Regions from separate parts of the Homo sapiens genome. Here region 2 is linked to region 1. Evidence: read pairs that join two places in POLR2A ChIA-PET (ENCODE). Cell type or tissue: GM12878. All regions are shown on one strand. Links, peaks and the distances in the headings refer to the core of each region. The heading gives the core; the rest is flanking DNA. Region 1 has its middle 210 kb from the start of LRRN1. Region 2 has its middle 150 kb from the start of LRRN1.

Evidence for each region. Peaks named below come from ENCODE experiments on the same cell type or tissue, not always from the same donor. Only the 100,000 strongest peaks of a DNase experiment are listed, where the experiment ranks them.
Region 2: POLR2A ChIA-PET joins it to region 1 with 6 read pairs; 3 of 35 experiments call an interaction of 5 or more read pairs at or near these places.

What each region holds. Positions count from the first base shown.
Region 1 is chr3:3,583,693-3,599,993 of GRCh38, forward strand. No RefSeq gene overlaps it. Among named protein-coding and RNA genes, the nearest start is that of LRRN1, 210 kb to the right of the region's middle. In GM12878, for the core only: no CTCF peak of the experiment used is centred there; a DNase peak (open chromatin) is centred at 6,209.
Region 2 is chr3:3,638,268-3,654,568 of GRCh38, forward strand. No RefSeq gene overlaps it. Among named protein-coding and RNA genes, the nearest start is that of LRRN1, 150 kb to the right of the region's middle. In GM12878, for the core only: no CTCF peak of the experiment used is centred there; no DNase peak of the experiment used is centred there.

The DNA.
Region 1 (16,301 bases), core at 3,895-8,894:
GGGCAAATTCTGGTATGTTCAGACAGCTGACAACTTTAATTGTCAAGTTATATTTGTTAGGATTATCTCAAAAAACGTATTTCCTGTTATATTCGGTTTGTGCAAGGTTAGCCTCTGTGGACTGAGTGCCTCCTCCATGCACAAATTTGTTTTCATGGTGATTAAAATGCAAATCTGATTTACAGACCTCCTTTCTTTACAAGGAGGTGAATATCTCTAATGAACATGTATCCAGAGAAAATATAATGATACAAAGAAGAAAAACCTGAAAATGGTATTACATGGGACAGGGTTTCCCAAGGGTGGTGCATGTACCACTGGTAATAAAATTAAATAATTACAGGTGATGCATGGGCAAGCTTTTTTACTTTAATGCTTATCTATTTATTTGATTACCTATAGGAGAAAATATATAACTAGTACACTAAACTCCAAACTTTTATGACCCCAAATGCTTAGGATACATAACAGGTATGACTAGTAAGATGATTTAGAAAAGACATGAAGAAAGTACTATTTTGGTGGCATGGAGATAAGGCAAGCATCTCGAAGGTGGCATGAGAATGACTGGAAGTGGATAAACATCAACACAGTGGGAACACAGCAGGGGCGTTGGAGTTAGGCCTGGCCTAAGACCCTGGGTTGGCCACTAAGAAGCTGTCAGATTCCACATTTGTTAAAATCTCCCAGCAAGGGCCTGCTGGGAGAATTTTTAAGTTCCACTTAAAGCTTTTAGCATGGTGCTGGCTACCAAGCAAGCCCTCAAAAAACAATAGCTATAATTATTCATCATAATAAAAGTCTAGTCCTAAGTACCCATCCAGCCACAAAACAAAACAAACTCCTTGGACTGGGTGAAAATGGGCACAGAAAAGCACTCTTAGGAACATCGTACAGAACTGGTTACACTTTTAAAGGAAAATTGATAAAGACATGAAAATGAATTGGCTTTTAACAATACTTTCTACTTTTTTAAGCTAAAAATGATGTGTGTACTCTGGTTATTTATTATGCAACATTAACTTTAAGTTCCTTCCAGGTAAGGACTGTGTTTTATTAGTATTGGCATCATCTAAAGTTTAAAAATTGAGTCTTCACACAATTGACACTTAATAAAGTAGTATTGAGAGAGCTATCATATCGCTTCTCTAATTTTCAAGATTCCTTTATCTACCATGGCTTTGGAAGGCAGGAAATATTTATAAACACGCAGCTTTTGACAGGATGTATTTTGCGTGCTTAGGAAGGAAAAGTCCCATATTTTATAAAACATTACCAGGAGTTTTCTAATATTCTCAATATTGTTATATTCTCTGTGCTTTGTACATCTACTCTGCTTCTGAAATCACACATACTAAGTCCTAACACATTGGTGGCACACATCTGATTACAGTAGGTCCATTCATGCCTGCTCTACAGGTTCTACCTAAAGCATAATGAAAATATCGTAAATATTTTCCTGTATCTGTACTGGATACAGAGGTGATCACTACATACTTGCTTATTAGTTGGTTTTCACAGCAGTCAGGGATGAATTACTTGGAGAGCAAGCCCAAATTTCCCCCGAGTGCTAGTTATTATTATTTTTTAATGTTTTAAGATCTTTTTTAGATAAACAAAAGAAATGGCAATGGCAATGGATATTCACCCTATCCACCCCTGAATTACACAAAGCCCAGAAGAATTCTGATTAATGGCTTAGGATTGTGGGACCTTAATACATGTCATCAAAACCAGTTTTTAGGTGATGCTTAAACTGTGAATACCTGTCATACTTACCTGCCCCTAGGATCTTAAGGGTGGATGATTACATTTTTAAACTTCCTAATAGTGCTTTTGAAATACAGCCTAAAATGAGCAAATGAAGCACTTCAAAGAGAATTGTTTCTATCCATTGAAGTCTGACATGTAACAGCAGAAATTTGGAGATGATCGAATGCCCACCAACAGAGAATTGGTGCACTTATTCCCTGGAATGTGTCATATAGATGTGAATAGAATTGCACAAATCTGTGTGTATTCACATGGCAGAGTGTCCATGATATGATTACCGATCAAGAAGAAGCAAGTACGAGTGGCACGAAGATTCTGAACACAGCCCCATCATGGGCACATATCCAGTCCATCCACAGAAAAGTCCTAGAGGGGCACATACTAAAACGTGCATAGTGGTAATCTCTGTGGACCGGAGTCTGGGCAAACAAGAGGAAGGGCTTTTAGCTTTTACTGTACACATCCCTGCAGTAAACTTTCATTATAATAGTAACTTTTAATAAGCATTTTTCACTTTCTAACCTTTTTAAAAACAAGCAAATATATTTTAATAAAGGTAGTCCTAGACTTGCATGACCTATTATTTAGATTTATTGTCATGCCACCAGAAGTCATTGCCTCTCCAGCCTCCCCATTTATTGATTTTTGTGTGTGTGTGTCTTAAACTTTAGAGATCTAAAAAGATCTGTCTGCTCTATGGCCATGTTCACTGGGCCCTTTTTCTTCCAACGTGTAATAGAGGATGGTGTAATAGAGCGAGTGCAGGCTTTGATTTGGGGTCTGAAAGCAAGGGTTGCATCTTAGCTCCATTATTTCCAAGTCCAGACTTTTCGGCTGCAAGGAAAGAGAAACCCACTGAAGCTGCCTAAGGCCCAAGGAAGGTTAATGTAAAAATATTAATTACACCTGGAAATGAACTGCAGTTGGCGCTTCTGAGAAATGCAGGTAAAAATTGTGAAACAATCAGAGATCTAGCCAACTCCTTTCTCTGTTCACCCCTCACCCCTATCTCACGGCATGTTTCTCTCTGTTCTCTACTTTGTTCTCTTTTCTGACAAAGAGCTTCCTCTTCTTTCTCATAGTTACAATGCCCAGTTTGCTTCATCTGCACACAACTTTCGTTGGTGAAAAATCTGCAGAGGCCTGGACTCCATGGGACCTGTCAGCTTCTCATAATTCTTGGGTCTCTTACTGCTATTGAGAGATCACAAGAATTAAATAACACTTTCTTTAAAAGCCTCTCACATTTTTTGACACAATACACAACAGCTACCCAACTTCTTCAAACCTTAGTGTCCTTGATTGAAAAATTAGATACTAATAGTATCAACATCACAAGGATTTCTGTAAAATGTTTAATATCGTGCCTGTTATATCATAAGTGCTTAATAAATGTTAGGTGACGTTATTGTTACTGTTATTGTTATTATTAAGCCTATCAGGATTATTATCTTAAAGATTTTTAAGAAAATGAATGATGTGCTTAACCCAAGTGGGCAGCTTCATGCATGCCTCAATTTCCATAGAATCTATGAGCAGAGAACAAGAGAAGTGCATGAGTGATGATCTTGACAGATCTGTAAAACAAATCATGATACATCAACAGTTCCTCATGGCCAGGCAACAATGGGAAAAGACAGAAGCAGTCTTATTCCTGTTTGAGGTAAAGACATGTGGAGTTAAATGGAGACAGTGATAACATCATTTAAACCAAAGGCTATTTAGATGCCTTCATTAATCACTAGCAGGAGCTCACTCAGCAGGAAAGGGGGAAAAAAACCTGTGCTGCTCTTTCTTGGTCCAGTGGAAAAGATTGCATGAAGCACATAAGAGAGAACTTCCTGCCAAATGATTAGACACACAGGGAATTTAATAATGAACATTTTTCAACCCGTCGGATGACCCATTCCCCTTCTGCAAATGGAGAGGGCCTGGAATCAACTTTGAAGATGCTCCAACAGACACACAGACATGTTTTCATCTCATGTTTCATACGACATTAGCAAACAATGTGCTTGGCAATACTCTAAACATAACACACCACCATCTGATTAATGGAACGTGTCAGCTCAGCTATCAACACTTAACATTTATTATGCTCAATGACACTCTAGTCTTGGCTCTCGAAATAACAGTTGTTTCAGCGGTAAAAAGTCAAGACAAAAGCGTGAAGTGAAGGCTTTCACATACTTTTCTTCAAATTTTTCAGCAACACAGTTTTTGACAGAGGGCCTTCTGACTGCTCAATTTGACGGCATTCGAACTTATAAAAGCTGAAGTATAGGGTTTCCCAGGGGATGACATAATGAAATAAATGCACTCATGAATATGTATGGTTGGAGGAGGCCATCTGTTCTCCACCAACCTCTTTTCTTACAACTCATAAATGCCCAGCCCCACCCCCACGCCTACCCCACCCTCCAGAAAAAAGCTCCCAAAATGTCTTCGTTTGGAACTTTTAAAAGAAAAGTTTCATCTTGGACCAGAAACATAATTGCAATAAAAATGCTTTTATTGTCAGACTAAAAAAAAAATAACTCAAATAATGCTTTTGTAAACATTCCAAACTGTGAAATTCCAGAATTCAGGGATGAAGTTCTTTACTCTTCACCTAAATTGAAAGCCACCTGAACCTGCTTTCTGAGCTGCAACTATGAGAACAGGTGAAACTTCAATAACCACAGAGTAGAAAATAATCTATCACTCAGGAATTCTGAGTTAGCTCTAGTTGTTGTATATTCAAGTTAAAAAAAATTGAGTTTTTTCCTTGACCCCTATGGAATCCATTGCTCTTTACTAATTTTGCAAACAGAAGATGAGGCCAATCTTACTGTTCAAAGGTTACTAAAAAGAAATTTTCAAGAGATGAGAAAATATAGTCAACAAAGAACAGGAGATGAATTTCTTGGAAAAGTTGATTGCAAGATGACTAAATTTTTTGGTCAACTGAATTCTATTTAAAATGCATAAAGAACATTTGTGCATTATTACAGGATTCTTTTGGTAAGTCTTTTGTAAAGTGGATGCACACAAAAAGAATAATTACTTCTAATTCATTTGCTTTGCAGTTTCAACTTTGTAAATATCTTGCCTTCTTAAAGTATGGAATACTTCTAGTGAGTTCCTCTGGGCTTCAAGAGAAAAATAATGTAAGCTTAAATTATTCTAACAATGATATGGACTTGGAAAATTTTAAAAACATAGTGTTAACAACAGCCCCTGTGCTTTATTAAATTTTCTCATACTAGCCTGCTTGTAGATACGGCCTGTGATAAATTATATGTTTTATCAGAAAACTAAAAAACATAGGACAAAAATATTGTTAAATTCTAAAAGGTAGTGGCCGGGCGCGGTGGCTCACGCCTGTAGTCCCAGCACTTTGGGAGGCCGAGGCGGGCGGATCATGAGGTCAGGAGATCGAGACCATCCTGGCTAACACGGTGAAACCATGTCTCTACTAAAAATACAAAAAATTAGCCGGGTGTGGTGGCGGGCGCCTGTAGTCCCAGCTACTCAGGAGGCTGAAGCAGGAGAATGGCGTGAACCCGGGAGGCAGAGCTTGCAGTGAGCCGAGATCGCGCCACTGCAGTCCGGCCTGGGCGAAAGAGTGAGACTCCGTCTCAAAAAAAAAAGCAAAACAAAAAACAAACAAACAAAATTCTAAAAGGTAGTAAAATGGATTGGAAAGAGCATACATGTTCTAGGATGAGAAGGCTTAAATACTTCCCTGTTTAGTTAATGGCAGTGTGGTCTTGGGCAATCCAACCACACTTTCTATCACTCCACAGTTTTATCTGTTAAATTGGATATCATGGTGCTATTATGTATGGCCTGAAAAGGTAATAATAAATGTGAAAGCATTCTAAAACCAGAAAAGGACTTTATAAAATAAGCCTGAAACACATGTTAAGGTGAATTAATTTATAAATTACATTCACAATAAAAATAAAATGTACTTGCTCCTCAATCTTTTCTTACCAACAAGCATCATCATCTATTCTACATGGTCCCTTACACAGACTAAAACAATTTCACTCATCTTCCCTGTCTGTATCCCGCTACAGTTGCAGGATACTAAACATAACTTGCAACTAATAGAATTGTACCCTACGAATTTGATTCCTAAGAATGTTGCAGAACACCAGCATCCAAAAATGATTCTATCGAAGGGGAAAAGAGCTCTGGGACCTCCTTACAGAAGTCATTTTACATCTCTGTGTTCAGCTGCCTGTCTGTGAAAACATGTTACTGGATAGCATTGCCTCGAAGGCCCCTTGAGACTCTGAAGTTCTGTGATGTTCACAGTGCACTGTAGTCAAGCAAGCACTAGGCTAGTAACCACCAACTGGCTATGTGGTTTTGGATGAGACAAGTTACAAAACCTCTCTGGGCATTAGTTCCTTCAGCTGCAAACTGAGGGGGTTGGGCTATATATCCTCTGAGGTCCCTTCTACCTCTGACACCATATGAGGCTCTAACATTGTGTTAAAATAATTAGTTGGGAGGTCATTAGAGTGAGGTGGCTCCAGCACTCTGGGTTCCTGCATAAGCAAACCAAAACCCAATTCAGCATAAAATACAAAATGAAACTTAAGCTTAGCCGATCAGAAACCACCAACTAACCTCTAATGAGGGACTTTACACTAGAACGATCCAAATAAAGCTACTGCTCCACTTTACCCAACCAAATAATTTCTTTGCCTTGCTCCTGTAGTCACCCTGTAAAAAATCCTTCCTTTCATTCCCTTCATCAGAGCCCCAAACTGGTCACAGTCTGGAGCTACCTAGTTCATGAATTGCTACCTGCTCAAACTCTTGAAAATTCTAAAGCATTTATCTCTTACATATAATTGAAGTGAAGGACAAATGGCCTGGTGCCATGTAAATTGCTTCCAGAGGCTGGGAACCATGTAGGCAGGGCCCCTGCCATTAAAAATAAAAAGTCTCATCTTTTTTTGGCATTTGGGCAGAATGTGTGATTTTTGTAAGCAATATCATTCTTTTCAGACAAATTAGGGGTCCAGAAAAAAATGTGTCACAGGCTAGATTTTTTTAAAAGTATAGTGTCATATTTTCATTTTAAAAAGTCAGTTAGAGAAACGCTACATGCTGAGAATGTATGTCAACTAGGCCTATAAAGGTTTTTACAAGTGGAACATCATAAGTATATTTTCCAAACACTTCAAAGTTGTAAATGTTCCAGCTTTTACTCAAAGAAGATGGTGGTGAAGCTCCAATTTGACAGAAATACAAAATTTCGATGGTTTCATGATCTGTTTCAATTGTGAAAATCTTTCTAAATTGTATTAGACCAGCATCTAGAATGTACATTTTAGCATTTTGCCCAGTCCTATACAAAACAAATTTAACACAAGGTTTCATGACAAAGAGACAAATGACCACTCCAAAAAGAGATGGTTTAGCCATCAAGGGACTTTGACAAGCTCAAGGGCCAACCCAAGGATCTCTACTGCATGTTAATCCTGATTCCATTGCACAGAGAATTTGTAGAAGATGCAAATGTTGGATAAACTCAGCAGTAATCTTTTAAGACTGGCTAATCCTTATTAATTTGGAATACACTTCTTGAATGATCGGAAGCCTGAGTAACGTAAATCTTAGTCAAGGAAATGCTCTTAATGAGTGAATGCAGAATATTAATTCAAAATTATCATTGATGGAAGCATTCCACTTGAAACCGGTGTAAGACAAGGATCCCCTCTTTCACCACTTCTATTCAACATTGTATTGGATGTCCTGGCCAGAGCAATCAGGCAAGAGAAAGAAATAAATGTCATCTGAATGGGAGTAGAGGAAGTCAAACTATCCCTGTTTGCAGATGACATGATCCTGTATGAAGAAAACCCCATAGTCTCAGCCCAAAGCTTCTTAAGCTGATAAACGACTTCAGCAAAGTCTCAGGATATGAAATCAATGTGCAAAAGTCATTAGCATTCCTACACACCAACAACAGTCAAGCCAAGAGCCAAATCAGGAACAAACTCCCATTCACAATTGCCACAAAAAGAATAAAATACCTAGAAATACAGCTAACTAGGGAGGTGAAAGATCTCTACAAGGAGAATTATAAACCACTGCTCAAAGAAATCAGAGATGACACAAACAAATGGCAAACATTCCATGCTCATGGATAGGAAGGATCGATATTGCCAAAATGGCCATACTGCTTAAAGCGATTTATAGATTCAATGATATTCCTATTAAACTACCATTGAGATTCTTCACAGAACTAGAAAAAACTATTTTAAAATTCATATGGAATCAAAAAAAGAGCCTGAATATCCAAGGCAATCCAAGGCAAAACGAACAAAGCTGTAAGCAGCATACTACCCAACTTCAAACTATATTGCAGGGCTAGAGTAACCAAAACAGCATGGTACTGGTACAAAAATAGACATATAGACCAACGGAATATAAAAGAAAACCAAAAATAAGACTGCACACCTGTAACTATCTGATCTTCAACAAACCCAACCAAAACAAGCAATGGGGAAAGGATTCCCTATTCAATAAATAGTCCTGGAATAACTGGCTAGCCATATGCAGAAGACTGAAATTGGACCCCTTCCTTACACCATATGCAAAAATTAACTCAAGATAGAATGAAGACTTAAGTGTAAAACACCAAACTATGAAAACCCTGGAAGACAACCTATGCTGCACCATTCAGGACACAGGAATGGGCAAAGATTTAATGACGAAGATGCCGAAAGCAATTGCAACAAAAGCAAAAATTGACAAATGGGATCTAATTAAACTAAAGAGCTTCTGCACAGCAAAAGAAACTACCAACAGAGGAAACAGACAACTTACAGAATGGGAGAAAATTTCTGTAAACTATGCATCCAGCAAAGGTCTAATATCTAGTACCTATAAGGAACTTAAACAAATTTACAAGAAAAAAACCCATTAAAAAGTGGGCAAAGGACATGAACAGACACTTCTCTAAAGAAGACATACATACAGCCAACAATTATATGAAAAAAAGCTCAAAATCACTGATTACTAGAGAAATGCAAATCAAAACCACAATGCGATACCGTCTCACATCAGTCAGATTGGCCATTATTAAAAAGTCAAAAAATAACAGATGCAGTGAGGTTGTAGAGAAAAAGGAATACTTTTATGCTGTTGGTGGGAATGTAAATTCATTCAACCATTGTGAAAGACAGTGTGGCAATACCTCAAAGACCTAAACACAGAAATACTATTCGACCACGCAATCCCATTACTGGGTATATACCCAAAGGAATATGAACCATTCTATTATAAAGACACATACATGTGTATGTTCATTGCAGCACTATTCACAATAGCAAAGACATGGAATCAACCTAAACATCCATCAATGATGGACTGGATCAAGAAAATGTGGTACATATACACGATAGACTGGATAAAGAAAATGTGGTACATATACACCATGGAATACAGCCATAAAAGAGAATGAGATCATGTCCTTTCCAGGGACATGGATGGAGCTGGAGGCCACTATCCTTAGCAAATTTATGCAGGAACAGAAAACCAAATACTGCATGTTCTCAGTAATAATTAGCTAAATGATGAGGACATATGAACACATGAAGGTGAACGACACACACTGGGGCCTATCGGAGGGTGGAGGGTAGGAGGGGGAGATAATCATGAGAAATAAATAATAGGTACTAGACTTAATACCTGAGTAATGAAATAATCTGTATAACAAACCCCCAAGACACAAGTTTACCTATGTAACAAACCTGCACGTGTACTCTTGAACTATTACCTTAAAAATAACAGTTCAACAACAACAAGAAGCACAACAAAATTTAGCACTGAAATCAGCCTAGGTCCTGTTGGGAATTGCTCAATTGTATGTGTTTCATTCAAAATCCATTAGTAAAACAAAGTACAGCAGGATATCTGGACTACAACCTCCATCTTCTTTTTGGACCACTTTTTGAAAATAGCTTTATTAATGTACAATTTACATAATATAACATTCACCAATTCAAGTATATGATTTAATGATTTTGGGTAATTTTTCAGAGTTGTGCAAATATCATCAAAATCTAGTTTCAGAACATTTCATCACCCTCAAAATGATTCTCCGCAGCCATTTGCTGTCAATCCCCACTCTGCCTAGGCAACCAATCATCTGCTTTCTGTTTATAGATTTGCCTTTCCTAGGCTTTTCACCTAAAATCATGTAGACACTGTGTAGTGTTTTGCATCTGGCTTCTTTCACTTGGCTTAACAATTTTGAGGTCCATCCATGTTGTAGCGTCTATCAGTATTTAATTCTGAATGGTATTCTATTGTATGGATGCGTATTTTCTAAAGCACATTTTCTTTAGAAAATAGACATTTGGTATGTTTTTACTTCTTGGCTATTATAAATAATGCTGCTATGAATTTTTGTGTACAAGCCTTTGTATGAAGATAGGTTTTTCAATTCTCCAGTTATCTAGGTAAGGAATTGCCATGTCAAATGGTAAGCATATGTTTAATTTTTTAAGAAACTGTTGAACTGTTTTCTGGTGTGGCTGTAGTACTTTATATTCCAGGAATGTGAAGAGATCCAATTTCTCCATATCTTTACCAACATATGTTATTTTCTGTCTTTTTAATTAAAGTCATCGCAGTGGGCGTGCAGTAGAATTTCTTTGTGGTCATAATTTGCTTTTCCCCAGTGAATAATGACGTTGAGCACCTTTTCATATGCCTATAATTCATTTGCATCTTTTCTATAATGAAATGTCTATTCAAATCTTTTGTTCATTTTTAATCAGCATGTTTGTATTATTATTGAATTGTAAGATGTTTTCATATATTATGGGTACAAGTTATTTATCATCTATATTCTTCGCAAATATTTTCTTCAAGTCTGTACTATGTCTTCACTTTTTAATTGTATCCTTTGACACACATTTTTTTTCATTTTAATCATTTGATTTATCAATTTCTTTAATGGATCATATTTTTGATATTGTATCTAAGTAGTCTTTGCCTAACCCAAGTCACAAAGATTTTCTTCTAAAAGTTTTAGTTTTAGTTCTTACATTTAGGCCTGATCCATTTTGATTTAAGTTTTGGGTGTGGTATGAGGTAAAGGTCTAAATTCATTGCTATGAATTTGTATACCATATTGTCCCAGCTCTATTTATTCAAAAGACTATCATTTTTCCAGTTAAATTTCCTGTGCTTTGTTGTCAAAATCAATTAACCATTAATATAAATTACTTTCTTTTTTTTTTTTGTAGAGACAGGGTCTCACTCTGTCACCCAGGCTGGAGTGCAGTGGTGCAGTCATAGCTCACTGTAGCCTTGAACTCCTGGGCTCAAGCAATCCTCCTGTCTTGGCCTCCCAAAGTTCTGGGATTACAGGCATGTGCTGTTGCACCCAGCCAAATTACTGATTTTTTAAAGAGGCAATATGGAATAGTGCTTAAGAGTTTGAGCTTTGGATTCAAACAACCTGGGAAGGAAACTTAATTCCATCTTTTAGTAGCTGTATGGCTTGGGGCAAGTGACTGAACCTCTCAGCACAGCAAGACCCTCATCTGTAAACGGAGGATAATAATAGTACCTAGCTCCTGATGCTGTTTTGGGGATTAAATGAGATGATACATGTAAAGTACTTAAATGAGAACCTGGCATGGAGTAGTAAATGCTCAGTCCATGAGAGCCGTCATCATCATTTTCTCTAGTGGCAAAGACAGGAAGAACCAGTTCAGCTTCTTTGTACCTTGGAGTACAAACTGGAGCCAGCTGGCCAAAATATGGAGGATGTGAAATCCCTGGGGTGGGGGGATTGCGGGGATGATTCTGCTTTTTACCTGGTGATCCTATCCATTTTCTCCTTTTCATTATTTCATTTTTTTTACTCCCAGTTTTGTTCAGGTGGCACTTTGCCTTTGTAAAATACTCACCTCTCCAGACTCCCTTGCTGCTAGGAGTTATTTTTTGATCCAGTTTCGGCCAAGGATATACAGTAGTCCTCCTTATCCGCAGTTTTGCTTTTTGCTGTTTCAGTTACCTAGGGTCAACGGTGGTCTTAAAATATTAAATAGAAAATTTAAGAAATATACAATCCGTAAGTTTTAGATTGTGTGCCATTCTGAGTAGCATAACAAAATCTCATACTGTCCTGCTCCATCGCACCTGGGATGTGAATCGTTTCTTTGTCCAGCAGATCCATGCTGTAGATGTCACCCGCCTGTTAATCACTTAGGAGCCATATAGATGATCAGATCCACTGGCGTGGTATCACAGTGCTTGCCTTTAACGAACTCTTATTTTACTTAAAAATGGCCCCAAATGTAAGAGTAGTAATGCCGCATATTGTTATAATTGTTTTATTTTATTATTAGTCATTGTTGTTAATCTCTTACTAAGCCTAATTTATAAACTAAACTTTATCATAGGTATGCATGTATAAGAAAAAACATAGAGTTTGGAACTATCCATGGTTTCAGGCAACCTCTGGGGGTCTTGGAATGTATCCCCTATGAATAAGGGGGGACTACTGTATAAACAGAATAAACTGTGTGGGCTTTCAGGGACAGCTATTGATTTCCTGATAAAAAGTAGACAACCTAAGCTGGCATGGATGATTTTCCCTTCAACCATCTCTCTTGGTCCTGCTTGGATCATAGCCACAAGGCTAAAGGGGGAGCAGTTGTCTTGTAGCTGCAAAGGCAGAAAGTCTCATGTTAGGGGTGATGGAGCAGAAAGTTCCAAGCTGACCTGAGAAACTGGGGCAGTGGTGACTTGCCTATCCCTGGGTGTCTCGTATGGCCTTGTTACACTTGTAATAGCTACTAGTTATTGAGTACCTATGACTGCCAAAATAGTTTACGTACATACGCTCTAAACACTGCAAAAAGCTTTGTTGGATGCATTTTACTCTTTCCACTTTAGAGATGAGTAAACTGGAAATCAAATAAGTTTAAATAAGCTGCCTGGGTATAAGCAGTGGCCAAGAGGTAGAAATGGGCTCCAACGCAGATGCACCTGGCTCAAAGTGCAGCCAGGACACTGCAGAACTGTTCACAGCTGTCCCCAAGTGCAGAATGACTTATTTCAGGGTGGGATCCAGGTCTAGTGTCTTATATGTATCACATACGCATCACATATGCAGCCGCCTCCTTCTCTTCTTCAGGCTGGGAAGAGGGATGAAGAGAGCGTGGTCAATAGGTACAAACAAACAGTTAGATGGAAAGTGTAAGTTCTAGTATCCATCACAGCAGGGTGACTATAGGAAACAGCAGTGCATTGCCTACTTCAAAATAGCTAGAAAAGATCTGAAGTGTTCTCAACACGAAAAAATGATACATGTTTGAGGTGATGGGTATCCTAAATACTCTGATTTTATCACTACACATTGTGTGCGTGTATCAAAATATCAAGTGTCCCATAAATACGTACAATTATTATGTATCGATTTTTTAAATGGGGGCAAGGTTTTGTCTTCTTTTGCCTTGCAAAGCTCAGAACCAAGCCTATACATTTTAAGTCGATATTTTTCTTCAAGGAAATGAACATTTAGTAGCAAACAGACAAAGTTTCAGGTAACTGTTTTTAATAAAAATGGTCAAGTAATTGACCATTGGTTGTTGTGTGGGCTTCATAGATTAATGGGGAGTAACAGAGTAATTTAAAGCATTTAGGAATTCACTTCATAGAAAACATCCTTAGGTGGAAAGTAAGCCAAACATCTCCCCACTTCCTTCCCACTCAGCTGGCTGCCCTTTCCCTCCAAAGAATATTAATTGCACCTCTCTGGCCTTCTAGAATGTGAAAGGTTCTAAACAGACATATTTTCCATACTTAGCACCGGTACAGTGGCTTGGATAAAGGTGAATTAGGAACCGAAACAGGTTTTGTTGTTGTTTTATTTTGGCTTGGTTTTCAACTATAGTTTCACTTTGGACAGCATTTCGCAAGCAAATATCCAGAGAAATATTAATATGCTCCTTAGGCCGGGCACGGTGGCTCACGCCTGTAATCCCAGCACTTTGGGAGGCCGAGGCGGGCGGATCACAAGGTCAGGAGATCGAGACCATCCTGGCTAACACGGTGAAACCCCGTCTCTACTAAAAATACAAAAATTAGCCGGGCGTGGTGGCGGGCGCCTGTAGTACCAGCTACTCGGGAGGCTGAGGCAGGAGAATGGCGGGAACCCGGGAGGCGGAGCTTGCAGTGAGCCGAGATGGCGCCACCGCCCTCCAGCCTGGGAGACAGCGAGACTCCGAATCAAAAAAAAACCACAAATATATATATGTGTGTGTGTGTGTGTGTGTGTGTGTGTGTGTGTGTGTGTGTATGTGTGTGTGTGTATATATATATGTGTGTGTATATATACACATGCTCCTCAGAAGAAAGCCCCATGGTCAGTTTTGGAAACGGTCTTTCTTAGAAATTCCTAATTCAGATTAGCATATTAAAAGTTCTGAGGGGAAAACAATTTTTAACTTTGCATAAGCTGATGTTTCGCAAAAGTATTTGACCCCAAAATTTTCTTATTTATAACACCTATTGATATTTGTAGAACATTGATACTATGTGGGACATAGTATTGCTGTTTTAGGAGAATTTTTTAAATGCTCCAATTGATTTGTTAAACTACTTAGCCGGTCTCAGTCTAGGGCAGGGGTCAGCAACTTATAAAAGCTGGCTTGGGATCTGTTTTTATAAGGCCCAGAAGCTAACAGTGGTTTTCACATTAGTAAAGAGTTGTAAAAACAAAAACTAAGATAACAACAACAAAAAACGATTGAGCAACAGAGACCTAAAACATTTACTATCTGGCCCTTTATAAATAATCTTTACGTACACCGCCCTAGGAAATTAACCTTTAAAAAATTAAATCCATGTGTCCTGAGTGCATAAAGTACAATTTTTTTAAAATGGGGGTTGGGGGGTGGGGAGGATGGACAGAAGGAAGGGACAAGCCTGGCTTCCAAAATGTAGTGGGTGATATAACAAGAGAAAGGACCCTACGGACTGCGCAGAATAATTTTCTAGCATCTTCCCTATAACAGCTCATCAAGTATTCTCTCATTCAGAGTAAATGTCTCCAGTTCCATCACCTTTCCTCATAAGTGTCTGAGTCTCCTCGACACCATGGTCCCTTGTCTCCAAGTTGTTCCAGTTGGTCTACATACCTCTCAAACTATGGTGTCCAGGCTAGCTGTTACTCTACTCGTACCTGAGGGATGCCAAGCGCAAAGGGCCTTCCTCTCCTGTCTCCCCAGGTCAGAGGACACAAACCAGCCAGCGACATGCCAAATCACACACAGGGCTTTTGTTAAGTCTACCCAATGTTTTAAAATACAGTTGACCCTTGAATAATGTGGGGGTTAGGGGCTTTGAGCCCTGTGCAGTTGAAATTCGCTTATTACTTTTGACTCTCTCAAAACTTAACTACAAATAGCCAGTGTTGACCAGAGGCCTTTCCAATAACATAAACAGTCAGTTAACACTTATTTTGTATGTTTTATGTATTACATACTGTATTCTTACAATAAAGTTAGCTATAGAAAAGAAAATGTGATTAAGAAATCATAAGGAAGAGAAAATACATTTACACTACTGTACTGTATTTGTTAATCCCAGGAGTTTATATCATCTGTTTACAAGATGAATTGTCTGTCTGAAATGGTGGACAGCCACAGCTGCAAACCTCAATCTATTGTACATTTCAAGCAATTAAACATTTTCTCATAATGTCATGACTTTTCTCTGCCTCTTGCATCTGTTTCCAGTATCACTAGTGGCCTTTTGTGTGAATCCCATTGTGTTATTCAAGGCTTATGGTTTGCACTAAACACGATGAAAGATATGGGATAACCAAGGGAGATCATTTTTTACTGCGATATGAAATGTACTGGAGAGAGAGACTGCTCACATTGAGATGATCTGCATCACATGGCTCACCACTATAGCAACAGGAGTGGCTACAAAATTATGACAGTAGTAGAGTGTGTACTACAGTTAACTTTATGCCTTGTAATTTAATACTGCATCTTTGCATCTTTAATATGTTTATATTTCTTTCAACTGAAAATGGCACTACACATGATCTGTGTTTGTGCGAATACGTTTTGATAAATTTTAAGTTTTATAATAGATTTGTGCATATTTTATGGTATTAAATGATAAAACATACTAGTACATACATATATTTTATCCATTCATGACATACCTAACATTTCCCTAACTTTTTCCATATTTCTAGACTATGCAGTTCATCTGGGCGAGGTTTTTCAAATTGTTGCAAATCTCCAAAAACTTTCCCAATGTATTTATTGAAAAAAAATCCACATATAAATGGACGCATGCAGTTGAAACCCATGTTTTTCAAGGGTCAACAGCATAGGAAAAGAACACACTAAAGTCCAGCCTTTCAGTTTTCCTGGAGGAAAGAACATATGGAAATATCTGAAAACTTCAGTTCTGCCTCCTCCCATGACACAAGGAGCCAAAGCTGAGTAGTGGCTACTCCATTTGACCAGGCACAGCTC
Region 2 (16,301 bases), core at 6,764-11,763, 57 kb after region 1:
TACATAGCACTTTACAGTTTCAACGATCACTTTCTATCTTTACACCACCCCATGAGGAAATCATAGACTAGTTAATATTCCTTGAACTGATTGGGAAGCTAGGGCTCCGAGAAAGTGACACGTCACTTGTTTAGTAAATGGCAAATCAGAAAATGGCTCTGTCACCCAGGCTGGAGTGCAGCGGCATGATCTCAGCTCACTGCAACCTCCACCTCCCAGGCTCAAGGGATCCTCCCACCTCAGCCTCCAGAGTAGCTGGGACTACAGGTGCACGCCACCATACCGGCTAATTTTTTTTGTATTTTTTGTAGAGTAGAGGTCTCACTATGTTGCCCAGGCTGGTCTCAAGCTCCTGGACTCAAGCTACCTGCCCACCTTGGCCTCCCAAAGTGCTGGGATTACAGGCGTGAATTCTTGATTGAAAATTATTTAGTAGTGGGGTTTATATCATCAACTCAAATATAATATATATTTAAAAGTTTGGCCCCAACTACGTAATCTTAAGTGTCATAGTCTATTTATCTCAGAAAACAAGTTCTACTGTATACCAACGAACCTCTCAAAAAAATCAACAGCTGAGACTACTTTAAAAAGAAGTACAAGAAGAGCTTCAGAGGAAAGGGAGAATAATTTGCCCATGCAAGAATGACTTACTCTGCTGGATATGGAAGGCATATCACAAAATTAGGTACTATACAGTTAATATATGGTAGTAACACAAGAACAGCCAGAGATGAATGGAGTAGGATAGTTGATAATTTTTCTCCAACATTCATAATTGACGAATTCAACAGAATGTATAGAAAAGAGTTATATCTTCGTATTCAGTATATAAAAACAATTGGTAGAAATAATAATCACTTAATATATGAAATTATGTTATTAATATCAAAAAATACCAATTAAAACATCAAAAATACTACTTATAATTATTAAATGGCATATCTCGAGCAGAAATTTGTACAATTATAACCAAGGGAAGCATTCAGAGAAATGGAATCTTGTTGATTAGCTGACTTTGCAATTAACTAACTTTTGGGTTTTGAATACATAAAATAATTCTTTTAACTAAATAATAAATATGGAAAAGAATAAATATAATTCATCATTTAAAAATGTAACTATAACACATACTCTTTATAGACAATTTGAAAATATAAAAACTTATAAAGAATAATATTAAAATGGCCCTAAGTTTTATCTCCAACATATAGCCATTATTGACAGGGTAGGGTGGTTTTTAACTCAATGACTCATTCACATATATAATTGTGGGTCCTATTTTGTTTTCACCTAATGTTATATTTGCAATATTTTCCTATTTTCTAAGCTATTCTTTGAAAACATATTAATAGTTGCAAAGTAGTCAATCATTTATATATAAATTATAGGTTTGTCATTCATCATCAAACAATGAGCTTTCTGATTTTTGTTAAAAATAAATAATACAAGCCCGGCATGGTGGCTCATGCCTGTAATCCCAGCACTTTGGGAGGCTGAGGCGTGCGGATCTCCTGAGGTCAGGAGTCTGAAACCAGCCTGGCCAACATGGCGAAACCCAGTCTGTACTAAAAATACAAAAATTAGCTGGGCATGGTGATGGGTGCCTGTAATCCCAGCTACTCGGGAGGCTGAGGCGGGAGAATCGCTTGAACACAGGAGGCGGAGGTTGCAGTGAGCCGAGATCGTACAATTGCACTCCAGCCTGGGTGACAGCGAGACTCCATCTCAAATAAATAAATAATAAATAAATAAATAATACAGTAAACATTCCTAAGCATTATTGTTTATATATATCTCTCTTGAATTTCTGAAAGTCAAATTATTGGGTCAAAGGTCACGAATACTGGTAAGACCTTTGATTGATAGTTTATTCCCTTCAGGATGATCACACCAACCCATACCCCCTGTCTAGTGGTAAGAGTATAAAAGTTTATTCTATTTTTCTGACCATGCTTCTTGAATGTGCTACCACTAAAAATTATCATTTTTAAAATGTTGCCAAACAGTTTTCACCTTAATAGTTGAAAAATTGTATATTTTGTTGTTTGATTTTTTTATTAGAAGTTTGAGCTTTCGTATACGTTTATAGGCCTTTTTTTTTTTACTTTTATTTTAAGTTCAGGGGTAGATCTGCAGGATGTGCAGGTTTGTTACCTAGGTAAACTTGTGTTATGGTATGGGGGTTTGTTGTACAGATTATTTCATCACTCAGGTATTAAGTCTACTATCCATTAGTTATTTTTCCTGATCCTCTCCCTCCTTCCCACCTCCACCCTCTGAAAGACCCCCATGTGTGTTGCTCCCCTCTGTGTGTCCATGTGTTCTCATCATTAGGTCCCACTTATAAGTGAGAACATGCAGTATTTGGTTTTCTGTTCCTGTGTGAGTTTGCTAAGGATAATAGCCTCCAGCTCCATCTATGTCCCTGCAAAGGACATGATCTTACTCTTTGCTATGGCTTCATAGTATTCCATGGTGTATATGTACTGTAATTTCTTTATCCAGTCTATCACTGATGGGCATTTAGGTTGAGTCCATGTCTTTGCTATCGTGAATAGTGCTGAAATTAACATACACATGGATGTGTCTTTATAATAGTATGATTCATATTCCTTTGGGTATATACCCAGTAATGGGATTGCTGGGTGGAATGGTACTTCTTTGTTTAGTTCTTTGAGGGATCACCACACTGTCTTTCACAATGGTTGAACTAATTTATTCTTCCAACAAAAGTGTATAAACATTCCTTTTTCTTCACAACCTCACCAGCATCTGCTGTTTTTTGACTTGTTAATAATAGTTATTCTGACTAGTGTGAGATGGTATCTCACTGTGGTTTTGATTTGCATTTCTCTAATGATCAGGGATGTTGAGCTTTTTTTCATAGGCTTTTTAGCTGCATGTATGTCTTCTTTTGAGAAGTGTCTGTTCATGTCCTTTGCTCACTTTTCATTGGGATTGTTTTTTTCTTGTAAATTTCTTTAAGTTCCTTTTAGGTGGGGATATTAGACCTTTGTCAGACACATAGTTTGCAGAAATTTTCTCCCATTTTGTAGGTTGTCTGTTTACTCTATTGATAGTTTCTTTTGCTGTGCAGAAACTCTTTAGTTTAATTAGATCCCATTTGTCAATTTTTGCTTTTGTTGCAATTGCTTTTGGCAGTTATCATCCCAACTATAGAATACCTATGGAAATCCCTACAATTTCCTGGATTTCACATATTATCTACATGGAGTTCCTTAAGTATGTATATTAATTAGACATAAGGCAGCTAATGACATAAATCATACTTTTTGGGGCAAAGAGTAATGTTTCTTTCTCCTAATTCATCTACCCATATGGTAGGGAACTTCTGTCCCTCCTCTTCCTATTCTTCCCTACTTTAGGGGGAATAAATAATCAGATTGGTCAGAACTGGAACATTTGTTGAGCCATATTTTCTAAAGGATGGAATAACTAAATTACAAACACAACCCCAGCCCATCCGTTGCTTTGTTGTGGTTGCATTCTACTGGTGATGGTGTTTGGGGCAGGTCCTGCTCTTCCGTTCAGCCAGGCAGGGGAACAAATTTCCTTTGCAGATTCAGATACCTTCACACAGGTTGACCTCAAGATCCAGGCTTATGGAAGAAATAAAAGGTGTTTGGTGACCTTGAATCCAAGCTACATTCTCAAAAATTATTTACCAGACCCCAGCATTTGAGGATCACTGGGCGCTTGCCCAGCCATGGGTAAAGCTGATGTGTTGTGTCAGTTTCTCACATCCACTGGTTAAGACCCTGGGAAGGAGGAGGGCTGAGTCTTGGCCCCCTCCCAGCTTCCAACGATGCTGTGTGTCAGCATTGTAGACAAGAGCTTGCAAACTCCTAACTCTTCCTCTGATTCTGGCTGCCTCTTCAGACAGCCTCTGTATCCCAGTTTTCAAGACACGTCTGTGTGTGTGTGTGTGTATCTATGCATATATTTTAAAGTAATCCTGTTTTAACTAGCATAGCTGTTACTTTTATGTGTTATTATAAAACTGTGCTTCAGCTGTCAGCATGCTGTTCTCCCACCATATGTTTCCCCTGTGCTTTCCTGACACTGCCTTTCCCAGGGCCCAGAGATGGCAGAGGGAAGCTCTGAAACACAGCGCAATTCTGAAAAGCTTTGTCTTCTCGCTTATTGCTCTTAAAACTTTCCTTTGCCGAGTCAGGAAGATGCTCCTATATCTCCACCTGTTTGTGCTTTGGGGCATGAAGCCTAGCTCCTGTAACTTGTTTCACAACCCAATGCTGAAATTGCTGTTGCTGCCATTGTATTGTAACAGAAGGGAAAAGAGAGAGTGGGTTAGGATTTTATATCTTCTATGTGGGAAAGCCATCATGTTCCTTTGGGTTTTTAAAAGCCCTTGCATTTGTACAGTGCTTTATGGTTCATGAGGTGTTTTTGTATTTATTATTTTCATTGATGCTGACAACACTAAATGCTTGCCCCATACTTATTTTCTATTTACCAATAAAATGGTGAAGATCAGACATTCAGCAGGCATTATTTGAACACTTACTGTGTGCTGGGCACTAAGAATTTGAGGATGAGCATATTGTTATTATTTATTTATCTTTGTGTATTTATTATTTAGTTATATTTTATAGATGAGGAAATAGACTGAGAGAAATTAATTATCTTCAGTCATCCAGATAGTAAATAGTGGAGTAAAATCCTCAAACTTAGTTTTTTTTCATTTCAGCTTTAGTATAGTTCTTTTATAAACCATTCTAACTTGTCCCTCAGTTAGCTTCCTTTAACTTACCACTTCTCACTTGAAACATCTTTTTTTTTCTAATTTAGCTCAAAGGCTGATAGAATAAGCAATTATGTAGAGTATCTGATAGGCCCCATGTATTAATTATTAATGCTAGCTAATATCAGAAATGAGAATGAATGTCTTTAAAAAATTATAGATTTAATGAATTCAGACTAAAGCATTATGAAGAACAGAAAGGTAGCCCTGAAGGAGAATAGAAGGGTATTAGAATTGTCTTCTGTGCATTTTCCACACTGATGGGTGGATAGCTCTTGGCGCCTTTGTCGTGAAATCTTTGCCCATGCCTATGTCCTGAATGGTATTGCCTAGGTTGTCTTCCAGAGATTTTATAGTTTTAGGTTTTACATTTAAGTTTTTAATCCATCTTGAGTTAATTTTTGTATATGGTATAAGTAAGGGGTCCAGTTTCAATTCTCTGCATATGGCTAGCCAGTTATCCCAGCACCATTTATTGAATAGGGAATCCTTTTATAGGAAAGCTGAATATTATAAATACTTTTAAGAATAGGAAGAATAGAAAGAGAAGGGACAGAAGTTCCCTACCAGATGAGTAGATGAATTAGGAGATAAGAAACATTACTCTTTTCTCCAAATAGTATGATTGGTGTCATTAGCTGTCTTATGTCTAATTAACATATGTACCAAAGGAACTCCATGTAGATAATATGTGAAATCCAGAAGACTGTAGCAGTGACTTCCATAGATATTCTATGTTTGGGATGATAATACGAGCAGTTGACCTAGGCTTGTATATCGATACAACCATAAATAACCAGGTTCACAATGTAAGACATATAGTCATTTGCCAAGGAATAAATTATCAATATGACATGAGAAATACCTGATTAGAGAAAAGTCATATTAATATAATGACCGAAGCCTTCTTGTATGATCAACTATCATAAGACCTTTCTAATTTAGATGTCATTGATTTGCATTTATCATAATTTAAATTGGACCAAGATAGGGTTTTCCAAGCCGAAAGGTAATGCTTGGAGAAGATACTTCCCCATCTTAAAGAGGTTCAAATCATAAAAAGCCCACTTTGAAGAAGTTTTAGGCACTTGAGAAGCACTGATTTCTATAAGGCAGGACATAGAGCTTAAGAGGAATTTATGATTTTTAGTGAAATTTCCTCATTTTATAGATGAAAACACAGGCCCTGGGAGACAAAGAGACCCCAAAGCCACACAGCAGCGAAACCCACACCAGATGATCCCATCACAAATGACCACTTTTTCTACTCAATGCTACCCCTCTTCTCTTGCTTTGGTAATGACAAATTGCTCTTGCCTAGTAAAGAAATCTTAGGCTTGCATTTGGCTACACTCGACTGCCCCATATTTAGCTGGAGACTTTTGCTATAAAGCTATATTTCTTGTTAAATACTCCACAACTCAGAATTTCTGTAAAGCAGGATGGTCTTGCTCTAAGTATATCTGCATTAAGTTAGTTGTTATTGTTTTGTCTTGCCATGTTATATTGTATTCTGGGGTTTCTTTTGTTCGTTTCATTTTGTTTTGTTTTGCTACAGCACAGTGCTTAATGAATGGAGATTTTAAAGATGATGGATGTTACTGCTACTTGTTTATAAAATACTGAATAGTTCTGGAGAAAACTCCCTATTTGCTTAGGTGTTGCTATGTAAATCTCAGAAGGGACACATGGATTTTCCATGTGATTGATATGGTCAATGTTCTCCATTATCCCCCATGCCACAGAGAAACTTGAGAGATAAGGAGTATAGAGAGGAGGCAAGAAGATGACACAGAATTTCATGCTGGTGTAGCCACTGGGTGGGTTCCTCTTGTCCACCTCCCAAATTGAGCTGATTTATCAAGACAGAGGAACTGCAGTGGAGAAAGAGTTTAATACCCACAGAGCCGGCTAAAGGGGAGACTAGAGTTTTATTATTACTCAGCTCAGCCTTCCTGAAAATGTGGAGGCTAGGAGTTTTCAGAGAGTTTGGCAGGTGGGGAGCTAGGAAATGGGAAACGCCAATTAATTAGGTCAGGGATGAAATCATAGGGGGTTGGAGCAGGTTCTTCTTGCTCTCTTCTGTTCCTGGGTGGGATTGCAGAACTAGTTGAGCCAGATTGCCAGTCTGGGTGGCAGCGGCTGGTCTGTCATAATGCAAGGTCTGAAAACTGTCTTGGACACTGATCTTAGGTTTTACAACAGCAATGTTATCTGCAGGAGCAATTGGTGAGGTTAGGAATCTTATGGTCTCTGGCTGCATGATTCCTGACCACACTTTCTAATTCTGTGGCTAATTTGTCAGTTTTACAAAGGTGGTCTGCTCCCCAAGTAAGGAGGTAGTTTGTTTTGGGGAGGGGCTGTTATACTCTTTGTTTCAAAGTTAAACTACAAACTAAATTCCTTCCAAAGTTACTTTGGCTAACACACAGGAATGAACAAGGGTAGTTTAAAGGTTAAAAGAAAGATGGAGTCAGTTAGGTCAGATTTCTTTCACTGTCATAATTTTTGGAAAGGCAGTTTCAGTGGGAAACGCATGTGAAATGGATTTGGGTCAAGTTCTATTGTCTGCTTATCACTAATCAATTCTTGGAAGCAGGAATTCCTAAGGATGGGGAAACGTTGACCTTCCATGAAACTAACGGGCCACCTTGAAGTCTTATCCATGCCAGTCCTGTTATGTTGGGCTCCTCGTTCTCCAAGCACACTTTTGACTCTCTCTTTTAGCTATGCCTGGAAATATCTCTAGTGGAAATAATTCTGTTTAGTCTCACAGCTCAGAAGTACTTCCTACACTATTTATCCAAATCCTACCTTTCACTACCTAGCTAGAGGAAACCTGAGTTTGAATGCCAGCTGCAGGATTTACTGGGTGTGAGACCAAGGGTAAGTCAGGCAAATCATTGAATTTCTCTGACTCTCATTTCCTGAGCTATAAAATAAGATAATAATAGTAGCTACTTTATAGGTAGTCACTATACAACTTGTGTGTGCATCACAAAAATACAGCATTAGTTCGTCAATGACAAGTGATGTTTTATATTATTCATATTATTTTCTTTCCATTAGAGACACTTCAGTACTTCAGTGAGGACAGCTCACCCCATGTGAGGAAACCTGAGTGAACTGGCACTATAATTTCTAAATCATTCCAGTGATAGCTTAAAATCTGTGGTGAATTAGTGACTAAGGAAGCTGCCCTGTCCAGCTCTGAGAACAAGGCTGTATTCATTTCCCTGCACTGCTGAAACAAAGCACCAAAAACTAGGTGGCTGAAACTACAGAAATGTGTTATCTCGCAGTTCTGGAGGGTGGAAATCTGAAATCACATGTCAGGGGGGCCGAGCTCTTTCTCTCTGTCTCTCTCTCTCTCTGAAGACTCTAGGAAAGAATCCTTCCTTGTAGCTGCTATTAGGTTGGTGCAAAAGTAATTGTGGTTTTTGCCATTGAAAGTAATGGCAAAAATTGCGATTACACTAAGGGAGGAGACCACCCCTCGTATTGTCTTATGCCCAATTTCTGCCTCCAAAGAAAGAAGAAGTAAAAACTAAAAGGCAGAAGTGAAATCCACAGGCAGACAGCCCAGCGCCGCGCCCTGGGCCTGGTTAAACATTGACCCCTGACCTAACCGGTTATGTTACCTATAGATTCCAGACATTATATGGAAAAGCATTGTGAAAATCCCTGTCCTGTTCTGTTCCATTCTGATTACTGGTGCATGCAGCCCCCAGTCACGTACCCACTGTTTGCTCAATCGATCACGACCCTCTCACGCGGACTCCCTTAGAGTTCTAAGCCCTTAAAAGGGACAGGAATTGCTCACTCGGGAGCTCGGTTGTTGGAGACGTGAGTCTTGCCAAAGCTCCCGGCCGAATAAAGCCCTTCCTTCTTTAACTCGGTGTCTGAGGGGTTTTGTCTGCAGCTTGCCTGCTACAACACTAACCAAACATCTTCTGGTGTTTGCTGGCAGTCCTTGGCACTCCTTGGTTTGTAGATGCCTCTTCCAGTCACATGGTATCTTCTCCCTGTGTGTCCTCATGACATCATGACATCTTTTCTCTGCACATGTCTGTTTCTGTGTCCAAATTTCCCCCTTGTACGACATCAGTCATACAAGATTGGAGTCCATTCTGATGATCTCATTTTAATGTGATTATTTCTATATGACTGTATCTCCAAATAAAGTCACATACAAAGTTACTAGGGGTTAGGATTTCCACATATCTTTTTGGGGACACACAATTCAACCCTTCACATGAAACTAACACATGGTAAGTTAATCATTAAAATAAGCTCTTGTTATTATATTACTGTCTGTATTATATTATATTTATTATATTACTGTCAGCTTTGCTCAACATAACAGTATATTCTCTCCATTTTATCCACATTTGTTTTTTCTCCTCAACTGACTGCAGTAAATCCGCTAACCACAGAAGCCATGTGTTATTTATTTACTTTTAGTGTATTAATCCACTGAGGCTACCATAGCAGAATACTACAGACGAGGCGGGTTAAATAACAGAAACGTATTTTCTCCAGGTTTGAACACTGGAAATCGAAGCTCAAGGCACTGGCAGCGTTGGCTTCTGGTGAGGCTTCTCATCCTGGCTTGCAGATGTTCTCCTTTCTGCTGGGTCCCCACCCAGCCTTCCCCCTGTGCACAGGCATCCTGGCATCTTCCTCTTCTTCTAAGGACACTAGTTTTATTAGATTAGTAACCCACTCTTATAATATCCTTTAACCCTAATTACCTCCTTCAAGGCCCTATCTCCAAATACAGTCACATTGAGTTCTGCCTATGAATTTTAGGGGGACACAATTCAGTTCATAACAATGATATTCTTCCCTAAGAAGAGGTCTGGCCATGTGGTGGCAATTAACAAGTTCTACTTAGCAAAACGTTCACATATTCACTGGAAGAAGAAAAAAACGTTCCTGAATATCTGTGTGTGGGGAAGAGAAGGACGGAAGGGTGTTCCTCATAAATTCTCTAGCTGAATTATTTTTTTTCATATATACCACTAGTCTGAAGCACAAATATGTGGATTTCTAGATAAAGCAACCCCACAGATAATCCAAATATTTGTTTCAAGTCAGGTATTCTGCTGAATTCAGAGGAGCATCCCCAAACAAAAATTATGTTTTCAGCTCCTCCCAAAGTCTTCACTTTGCTGATAGCAAGCAATCTGTGAGCTAAAGGCAAACCATAGTATCTTCTCTTAATTTTCCAGGATAATGCAGATAAAGCTGCCACAGATCTCTCTCTCAAATCGTGAGTAGAAGGCTCAGAAATCCCTTTTTCCAGGACTCTGTAATGACTGACCTCTGGGACACTGTGTCTCCTTATGTTTCAAAAGGTTCAGGATTGGCCACAGCACAGTCAAAAAACAGATATCATAAAATCCACCTGTACTCTGCATCCAGCTCACCTGGGACCCTTGTAAGGCTGCACGATCTCCTCTCTCAGGTGTCCCAGGCCCAGGAATGTCTGTGCAACTTATTAGGAGGTGAAACCCACTCACCTTCTTGTATCTACCAGACACCCTCTCACTTACCTTGAGGGATAATTTCCAGAAGTTTTGCTGGCATGCATGTTCCATGAGTGGGACCTGGGCACTTTAACCATCAGGGCCGTCATCTTAATTTACCCTGTCTGGGGAGACTGAGGAAGTGGAAACCAGCACAGGCTTGTCAGAAGCCTGAAATCTTTTTGCAGAACCTCATGCTGCTCTGATATTCCTTTATTCTATGACCACCCTATTGGCATTTACATATTTAGTTTAAAGTGGGTTATTAGATCTCTTGTAAGTGACCCTGTAACTATTCTCATGTTATTATATTCATCCATTCATTCATTTATTAGCGAATCATTTATTAAGGGTAACTACTGTGAGCTAAACCTCGTACCAGGCAATGGGATATGAGGAGGAACCGAAGAGATGAGTCCTTGTCTTGAAGGAGGATGTTAAGTTGTAGAAGTCTGCCTCCAACTAGAGTTGAAGGCAAAGAAAAGGTCTCTGGAGTATTTTGTACTCCCCAACAGTGGTGATGGCCGGGTTGTGCTCACAGCAGGTGCTCAATAAGTAACTGGTGCGTCACATACCAGATGTACAGAGTCAGCTTTGTTGCCTGGGTAGCTACTGATTTATGGCTCCATATGGTCACCCTTTCTAACCTTCTCATTGCCTTCTGTACCAAGGCTACACTCTTCTTCCTTTTGCAAGTATCTCTCTCTTTCTGACAGCACAAAACATGCTCCCATTCCCCTGGTCTCTTCTCATATCCTGACCAGACCAGCCCAAGCAGAACAGAAATATTGGAGGACTGGGAGAAATTTGTTCCTCTGCCCACACAGGCTATCAGACAGAATGGCTGGGCTGTTTCTCCAAATGAAATACAAAGTTAAAACCATTCCTAATCACATTAACCACTGTCAGGAATAAGCTGGTTAGTTACAAAGCATGATAATGCAGAGAAAATTCTAATTAAGAGAAATGAGAGAATCTAACACATATCATCAGTCATTATGCTGTCATCCTTTTCCAATATAACAAGATGTGGTTTGTGCGAAGTGTCTGGCTATCGCTTTTGAAAGAGAACTATTTATAATTAGAATTGTGTTGAATATTTAAAAGTTGCAAAATTACCATGTCTCTAGGGGAAAATGTCTGTGGAACCATGCAACAACAAATCCAGAAAGATTGAGGATGCATTTAAGAGCCTCCAAGTTTGCATTAAACAAGGAAAATGGGCCATAGCAATGAAAAGCAACATGCATTTCATAAAGCCATCCTGCTAATTAATTGTCATCTCACAAATGCTGCTAAGCCTTTTGAGTGATGATGAACGTCACCGTTCACAATTATTCAGTAAATCAAAATATGAAGGTTTGTTACCTTATTTTTGCAGGCTTTATGGAGGACTTAATAGTTCCTCCCATGTCCAGTGACCATTTATCTAGACCACTCGCTATCCACAACATCAGAGAAAAACTACCAGAAATAAAACTCTGAGTACCTAAAATAGCTAACGCAAAGCCCTTGTACCTTTATTCACTGGGTAGACCTCAGAACCTCACTGAGACACTTTAAAATAAAACAACTTGCCATTATAGAATATTTCAAACTATAGAAAAATAGAGAGTATGGTATAATGACTCCCTCTTTACCACTTAGATTATTTTGACGCATATGTAAGATATAAAACTTCAACTGTAAATATTTCAGTTTGTATTTCTAAAAGATATAAGCTCCAAAAAGACTCCCATAAAAATGACCATCACTGTACCTAAAACAATTAACAATAATGTGGCTTTCTTTCCTTCAACAGACTTACAGCAGTAGATTAGGTGGGGCGGGGAGGAAGGGCACGTAGCCACCGACTAGCTGAATAATTTTAGGGAACTCGTTTAATTTCCCTAAGCTTCAGTTGCCTCAAAAATACATGTAATTGTTATGGTTAAATCAAAGATGATGTAATGTAGATGCAGAATCCTACACAGTGCCTGGCATACACAAAGTATGCAATGTAAGCTATTATCATTAAAATGGTTAAAACAAAAATGTCGTCAGCACTGTAAAAAGTAAATGAGAGCTCTCTGGAAATTTACTTAGATGAATTATCGATGACCACCGTGTTTCTTAATCAATAATGGAAACTTTTCAAACTCATGTTCTGTAACTTCTCACTTGCCTCTGATACTACTATGGAGCACACACTCCTTCTGGAAGTAGTCTCCTCTCCTCTCTTGGCTTCTGTGATAACAAGAAAACTGTGGTTGCTCCTTCTTAATCTCCAATGAGGGCACCTCCTCGCAACACGGCCATTCAAAGCTAGAATTCTTCAAAGTTCAGTCCCAGTCCTAATTCTATATTGCTTTTCTATTCACTCTACAGTCTCAACAGATTTTTAGCAACTCCCATGGTTACAAATATGATTTAAGCACTAGCAACTTTCAAATGTATATCTCTGACCCAGATCTCACTTCTCAGCTCTAGATATTTATAACCAACTCCTTAACAGTCATCTTCATCTGAGTGCCCCACAACATTTCATGTACATGTCCAAAACTGAATTCCTACATACTCTGTTTTAGAATCTATTGCAGCAAATTATTGTTTCTCATGCTTCTGTAGGTTACCTGGATGGTTCTTCCGCTCACGTAGTGCAGCTAGGGTGCTGAGAAGGCTGGAAGGTCCAAGATTCACATAGCTGACAGTCCATGCTGGCTTCCAGCTCGAGGCCAGCTGGGATTATCAGCCATGGGTTCTGATTCTCCTTCATGTTAGCATCTCCGTGTAGCCACTTGAGATTCCTCAAAGATGGCAACTGGATTCCAAGGAGGAACATTTCAAGAAACAAAGGCAGAAGTTGCAATTCTCTTAAATATCAGGCTCAGAAGCTATAAAGCATCACTTCCACTATATTCTATTAGACAAAGCAGACCACAGGATCAGCCCAGATTCAAGGGGAAGGGAAATAAGTTCTGCCTCTTAGTGGGAGAGTGGTAAGGTCACACTGTAAAAAAAAGCAGGTGAGGTGGGAGATACCGTTGCAGCCATTTTTGGAAACAAAATGTACTATATTCTCTCTAATGGTGTTCCTTTTCCAGAGTTCCCCTTCTCATAAATTATATCATTAAGTACTCAGTTGCTGCCGCCATGATTATCCTCGACTTCTCCTTTTCCCTCATCCTCCATGTCTCCTCACTCACTGAATGTTACCGTTTTTACTTTCAATATCTATTATGAGTCTGTCTCCTCCTCTCCATATCCATGGTCACACCCTAATTCAAACCCCAGCTCAAGCCATTGTCATCCCCTGTCTGGATTCCTGCCAGGTGTCCCCTTATTCACTTTCCCTGTCTTTAATCCATTCTTCACAGAGCAGAAGGAACTATCAGTTCTCTAGTGAAAACCCATCAGTATTTTTTCATGGCTATTTTAATAAAGTTTAGATTTTTAACCTGGCCCACAGAGTCCTCTATGAACTGTCTTCTGTCCATGTCTACAGCTTTATTCTCTTTTTTACCACTCTCCCCTGTACCCTCCCCTCCCCACCCCACACACAATCATCTTCTCATGGGGGCCTTCTCTTATTCCTCCAATGAATCACACTCTTTCCTACATCAGGGCTTTTACCCATGCTGTTCCCTCTGTCTGAAATTCCCTACCTCCTACTCTCAACTCAGCTAATCCCTACATCTCTTTCACATCACAGGGGAAACCCCACTTCCTCAGGGAAGCCTTTCCTAACCTCTAAGGTCAGGATAAGTTCCTCTATAGATGCTGTTGTGGTACGGAGTGCTATTAATGTGTAGCACTTATCATATTAGCAATTAAAGAGTTATTCATTTAATTACAGTCATTCTTGCTATTCACAGTCCTTAGGTTCTACAAAGTCACTGTGAACACTAAATTAGCAAATACAAGATTGGGTTCCTGCAAGCCTCTGGTTAGGAGAGTTTCATCAACAGCTCAATTCATGACTTTGTCTGATGCCTGTGTCTGTTTAAAGACACAGTATCTACTATATATTGCTGTTTCATTAGCATCAAACTCATGCGGCCAACAGCTCTGTAACTCATGATTCAGTGAATCTTATCTAACACACATATTTTCTCCATAAAGCACATCACAGCCTTCTTGTGCTTAGAAACACTAGACAGCACTTCAGCACTACATTTGGGGGTCCTTTGAAACAGCAAAATCACCACAATTTTGCATTTTGTATATAAAAATGCAAAAAAACATGGTGCTAAATCTACCACAATAAGGATACTTCTTTACATTCTGAGAGGTGAAACAAGAAGGTAGAGCATCACCTTGTTCAACCTCAGCTTGCAACAACTTGAATTCTGCGCTGCTCTGTGCATGTCCCTGAATGACTATGAAAGGGCTGTGAGTATGGATTTTAGGCTTACAAACAAATGTTGGTGAGTAAACAAATTTGCAAATACAGAATCCACAAAAAATGAGGGATTGACTCTCCTTATTTAATGAATGTTTCCCTTGCTAGAGTATAAGCTTCATGAGAACAGGAGTCCAGTCTGTCTCGTTCACTGTTTCCCACCGTGCCTCACACAGAATATGCATTTGTCCAGCAAATAAACTTATATAATTTTATTCTTCCTTTGAGGATACAAAACTTAATTCTCAACCCCAATTTCCATATAAGTTATAAAGAAATAATAGGATGTACTCAGCAAGAATAGATGGAATAGAAAGGCCAAAGTGAGAGGAGCCCTTATTAAAACTGTAGTAGGCAGCCGGGAGTGGCGTGGTGGCTCACGCCTGTAATCTCAGCACTTTGGGAGGCCAGGGAGGGTGCATTACTTGAGGTCAGAAGTTCAAGACCAGCCTGGCCAATATGGTGAAACCCCATCTCTACTAAAATTACAAAAATTAGCTAGGCTTGGTGGTGCACGCCTGTAATTCCAGCTACTCGGGAGGCTGAGGCAGGAGAATTGCTCGAACCTGGGAGGTAGAGGTTGCAGTAAGCCAAGATCATGCCATTGCACTCCAGCCTGGGTGACAAAGTGACACTCTGTCTCAAAATAAACAAACAAAAAAACTGCGGTAGGCTTGGATGTAAGACAAATAAGGACTTCTATAACTGCATTGTTAAGGAGGAGAAGTTTAGTCTGGGTGAAAATCAAGAGATAAGGGAAATCGACTAGATGTAAAATTGATGGTTGGTGCAGTAATTGACAATCTAAAGTTCAGGTCCAAAAATGTAGAATCTATTTTGGAATTGTGCATAAGGCATAATGGTCCCCACAGAAGGGTAAGGGAGTGAATGAATAAACAATTGGATGGGTAGATGGATGAATGGCTAAGGAAAACAGAAAACCGAGGTGATCAAATTTAAGCAGGACAATACAATGTCATAGGTCTAAGTGATGACAAATTCTTCAGGTATAGTGTGTGGCAGAAGAATAGCTGTGGGTGACAAGCACATTCACAGGAGAACTACAGACAGTGGTCTTGAGTTATCTGTGTATGATTCAGCTCCTAGGAGAAAGAGCTAGCTTGATTTAAGTAAGGTATCAGGGCCTCAACTGAGCAAACTGGATCCCACACAGGTTGCATTTTCAGTAGGGAACTGAGTACCAATTAGGGAAGGAAATTAAGGCAAAGTCACAGCCGTACATCCTAGGCCACCATGGGAAGGGCATGCCGAGGCTTAGTGGACATGCACCCCCACCCCAGGCAAAACAGATCCAAATCTGGAGCAATAAGTCTAATCCCAAAATTCACTCTACCCCTTTGGCTAACATTATAACTGCCTACTTGAATAGAGACTGAATCACAAACTGGGTAAACTGAGTCTGCAGTGGGACTTATAGATCTTTGCAATTGAAAGACACTGGTAAACAAGTACAGCTTGATTGTTTCTTGACTGTCTTGAAACATTCTAGAGTATTCATTAGACACACTGAAGGACTGACTTTGAAAGACGTAAATGATGGATTTATTTCAACCAAGATTTTTTGAACAGCTATTAGGTATAA